Linked DNA regions of Homo sapiens: region 1 is linked to region 2. A link is an interaction called in ENCODE POLR2A ChIA-PET data of the cell type or tissue named here. Cell type or tissue: MCF 10A. All regions are shown on one strand.

Evidence for each region. Peaks named below come from ENCODE experiments on the same cell type or tissue, not always from the same donor. Only the 100,000 strongest peaks of a DNase experiment are listed, where the experiment ranks them.
Region 1: POLR2A ChIA-PET joins it to region 2 with 8 read pairs; 3 of 35 experiments call an interaction of 5 or more read pairs at or near these places.

Annotation. Positions count from the first base shown.
Region 1 is chr7:116,775,643-116,778,142 of GRCh38, reverse strand. It overlaps MET (MET proto-oncogene, receptor tyrosine kinase), which reads right to left. Exons shown (of 21, transcript NM_000245.4): 16 at 674-754. Among named protein-coding and RNA genes, the nearest start is that of CAPZA2, 86 kb to the left of the region's middle. RefSeq lists an enhancer at 917-2,116. In MCF 10A, no CTCF peak of the experiment used is centred here; a DNase peak (open chromatin) is centred at 1,352.
Region 2 is chr7:116,629,988-116,632,487 of GRCh38, reverse strand. The region is part of intron 2 of COMETT (cytosolic oncogenic antisense to MET transcript); the gene reads left to right. Among named protein-coding and RNA genes, the nearest start is that of MET, 41 kb to the left of the region's middle. RefSeq lists a silencer at 127-327 and an enhancer at 1,958-2,077. In MCF 10A, no CTCF peak of the experiment used is centred here; a DNase peak (open chromatin) is centred at 1,377.

The DNA of each region.
Region 1 (2,500 bases), 150 kb before region 2:
TGGGGTCACCAATAAAGACTTAGTTTGTATTTGGAAGCATTCCCTTAAACAGAGTATGCATTTCATCTTAAAAAGATTTTCTCAATAACAGCTAAAATTTTAAGTAATGTTCCAGCATTAAAAAGGGGTAGGTTTCATTTATTTAGGAAGTTCATGTATGTGGAATGCCTCACTCTCCAAAAATGTGGATAAATGAGGTATTACCATACTTATGATTTTTCAATTTTTGGCCAGCGTAGTTTTCTCCTGTTTGTCTTATTTCATTTTTTATCTTTTTAATGGAAGTTGTGGTTAAAAAATAATTATAGTAATGCCTCTGGGTAAAATGAGTCATTACTACTGTAGGTGCCAACATGCTTCCAATAGTTTCCAGAAATGTCACTTGCAAAACAAATATTATAAACCAAACATAGTTATAGTTAAATGATACTCAGTTCATCCAAGAACCTCATTTCTCCTACCCCCTTACTAATGAGGGCTCTGAGGGATCATTTCAGGGGAAGTAGTTCAATAAAAGTCTAGAACAAAACAAATTTTCAGGATTAGGCCCATAATTTCAGTGGTAGCTGATTTTTCCACAAGGGGAAAGTGTAAATCAACGTTTTATTATAAGCTATTTATTAGGTTGCAAACCACAAAAGTATACTCCATGGTTAAATAAAATGCCACTTACTGTTCAAGGATTTCACAGCACAGTGAATTTTCTTGCCATCATTGTCCAACAAAGTCCCATGATATACACAACCAAAATGCCCTGTGCAAAAGAAAGAACTTGGTTAGCACTGCGTAACATTTAATTATGAAATAATTATTTATCAAACCCTTTATGAGCTTCATTTTATTCTTTCTTCTTTCTATACAGCAAAAGAGTACATTTAAAAAATACTTTTAACAATACCACTATAGGTACGTAGGTGTGTTTGTAAATATATATGTAGATGCAACACATTTCACCCAAGGATATAAGCAATGTGATTATTTAATTCATGAATAAGTTGTAGATGATATGACTCATATTAAAGCCTAACCTAATAAAATATTCAACCACAGTGGAACCACTGAAAAGGTGAGTAACATCGGCCTCATCAAATAAATTTTTTTAAAGGATGACATAGTATTTTAAAATATGAAAATAAAGTTAACCCACATGAAGAACTATAATAAAATAAGTTCTCTATATTCTAATAAGCTGAAATGAAATAAAAATGTTACCATTAAAAATAGGATTAGTATTATAGAATAAGGATTTCCCCATTAGTCACTGGTTAATACGTAATCCAGGTTGGCAGAAACTGAAAGGCAGTTGCCCAGATGAAGCAAATTCACCCTGACTCACTTCATCCAGTTCTCTCTGGCTTTAACCACATCATTTTCCCAATGGTAGCCTTTTATCCAGTGGCAGTAATTTCCCCCAGAGGTGCCAAATGTCTGATAGCTGTGTAAGTCATTCACTAATTAATTCATCCAGCTGGCCAAGACACCATGAGTGCCTAGTATGTGAGTGTCAGGCATTAGGCTGCCCTCTACTAATGCAAAGAAGAATAAAATAAAACTTATGCTTTTGAGTGCTCCTATTCTCCTGCAGAAAAACATATAAATACATAGTAGCTAATATTTATAGAGCTGTTAATGATTATAACTTCAAAAGAGAAATAATTGCCATTTTAGTACCTTTCATGATAAAAAATTCTAGTTTTCCAAATGTGTAGAATTAGAACACAATTAGTGAGTCCACACACTCTAAAATTGATGCAATTACTGGGATTTATAGGCCTATGACAGAACTATATATTACTCTGAAGAGAAATGGAAAGATGTTTGTTAACAGTGAAGCCACTCTTGGGGAAGAAGGAGCACACAAAGGATTACGCTCTGGGGTGTTTGACAGAAGAATGTGTGGATGCTACCACAGGAAAGTGAGAAGGCCTTGTGTTCATATAAGGGAAATCACGCCATCAGCTTCTCTTGTATCACACTGGCAGATGCCTGTACAACCTCTTGCAGCACATATAGAATAAAAGGGATCAGAGGCCATTTAGTATTAAGGGTAAAAGCTTTTTAGAAAAAAAAAAACAACAAGAAGAATGAAGTTCATTTCCCGGTTTTTGATTGGTTTCTTTTCCTGCTAAATATTTCCACAAATACTGTTTATGCTAGCTGTTATTGCTGCTTTGGCTAGCTTATTACAAATATTCATTTATCTTTGTATAAAGAAATTGGAGTGCATTGTAGAGATGATATATGTTGCTTTAGATCAGGAGAATGCTATAAATTCTCTGTCTTCTGATGCTGTCCAGCAGTGTACAAACTGCTATAAACCAGGCTTCATAGAGTTTGTCACTGTTCTCAGGGTAAAGAAAGACTGGAGAGAGATTGAATAAAAATACTCAAAATTAAAGGAGTGATATTTATTTATTTATAAGTATTTATTTTTTTGACATGGAGTCTCGCTCTGCTGCCCAGGCTGGAGTGCTGTGGCACAACCTTGGCTCACTGCAAC
Region 2 (2,500 bases):
GACAAGTGCCTCATTCCAAGTTTCTGATAAAATCATCTGTCTCCTTTTCCTTTTCCTCCCCCTTTTTTGTAACTTTTACTTTATAGCCTTCTTTTATGTTTTTTTAAATTCTAAGCTGTATCAAATGTTAGCACATATGTGGGGAATGAATTAAAGATTTTCTACCACAAGTCTCACAGTAACTCTGTGTTCTGTTATTTAATCCATGGTGAAATTGAGGACTAATCAGTCAACTAATGTTTATAGTTTACAGTTCAGAATGTGTATGCTGAGTAGGCTAAGTAGGTTAGAGTTTACATGGATTTGGCCAAATTTGACATGATATATTCTTTCTTTTTATTGTAACCCTTATATTTAACCAAAGTCTAGATAAATGCAATGTCCTTATAATCTGTGTTCAGTCTCAACAACATCGACTGCTGAGCCCCACAGCACTGGATTTAGTCCCAGCTGGAGTTCCAGCTTGAAGGGCAAACTCATAACAGGGCCAGGTCTTTCCTTGTTTATAGGAAACTTCACCAATTGAAAATTTTGATCTGTCATATACTGTCAGGATAAATACACACACACACACACACACACACACACACACATATATATATACACACACACACACACACACACACACACCGCAGATGGGTGAGAATTGAACATCTTGAATTTTTCATTGTCCCTAGTCAGGATACTAAGAGTATATTTTGTAGATAAAAGTCATCCTTTTTGGTGTGCATTAGTCCCATCATAATATCACATGTGTTCCTAGTTATGTAAATTCAATTTTCAGATAATCAAGTTAAATGTAAGACATTTGCTTATTGCAATATATGCAGATCTCAGTGGAGGAGGGTGTTCCCTTCTTTTGTCAATAGTCCCTATAATATGGCAGTTACTTGGATTGTATTATTTAAAGGGCATGCATGATGTAATCCAACCCTGTCTTTTTACCACCAGATCAAACAGAAAATAGTAGGATCTAATGGAAAGATACAGGACTAAGAATCAGGTCTCATCTGGCTCTGTGACCTCAGACAAGCCAAAGCTTCTCTGGGCCCCGGTTTCTTCTTTTACAAAATGAAAGGGCTGTATTAGACTACCTTTAAACCTTGTTCAGCTCTAGAATGTTACAATTCTATGAGAATGACCATTAATAAGCTCATAGTCTGTTTTGGATCTTCACTGGGAGGAGAGCTCTAAGTATGGGACAGCTTTTCTTTGCTGGAGAATACACTTTTAAGCTTGAGACTCTGAAATGACTGGTGGAAAAGGGAGAGGCTTGCACCGGTTCAAGAGAGCCTTCTTTTCCCTAAGGACACGTGCTGTAGTCTTCTGACTGTTTAATGACGCAAGGGGAGGGGCGCGTCACAGCAGCTGAGCCTGTGGCTCTGACTTGGCAACTGACTCACTGGCGTCCTGGCTTCTGAACCTTGGAAGAGCCCATAGAAGCGGTAGTGCTGAGTCCAAGAGTATAGAGAAGTGGGCGGAGTGGACACTACCTGCTTTGTGGCAGAGCAAGCTCAGGTCTAGGAGAGGTGGTAACGGTGAGGCAGTGAGCATGGAGTCAGGTAAAAGAGGACCTTGTGAAGGAAGAGGATAATAAGCTTTGCATAAGCAATGCATGGAAAATGGACCCTGAATGATTAGACAGTAGACGCCTTTAAGGAAAAACTCATTTTGTGGATTACCTCAGATGTAATGGATATTCTTTACATCATACATAAAGATGAACTGTTTGATCTGTTTATCTACTACAGTCAGAGCACTAAGGTTTACTGAGTACTGTTGGCATATACTGTGGAAAGTGCTCTATATTCATTAGGTCTTTTAATCACATAACCATAGGAAGTAGGAATCATTATTCCCATTTTACAGATAAAGAGTCCGAGGTTTAGGTGACTTACATAATGCCCAATGACACACAGTGTTTCTTCTCTCCTGTGGAGACAGTTTGAATTCACTTTGGCTAAGTGAAACTGAAGGTAGCAGTCAGTGAAACCTGTCTCTTCATATGAGTGAAACCGAAGGTAGCAGCCAGTCAAATCTGGCTCTTTAGATATAGAGAGAAATTTAAATAATTTTTTAAAAAGTTTAACTCTCTCAGCTATGCTTGACTTCAGTACTCTGGTCTTACTAGGAACTGAACATTTTTATTTTAGTAGTCAGTCACTAAACATTGATTGTTTCTCCCCCTTTTCATTTCTGCTTAAGAATTCTAATCTACTCCCAAGGCAAATGGATACCTTTGGCCAATCAAAGAGAAGGTCAAGTAAAATGAAGTGTGCAATAAAGAAGCACATAAATATATTTCAGAAAAAAATGTAAGTTACAGTTTCTACTGTTGCTGGTCTTTGCTTTCGTCTGCCTTTTAACCCTTTCATGGCACGGTTATGAAGTCTCTTAGTTATCAAACTATGATCTTCAGGTCAAATCTGGCCATCTTATTTTGTATGGCCCATGAGCTAAGAATAATTTTTACAAATAAATATTTGCAATTTATTTGATG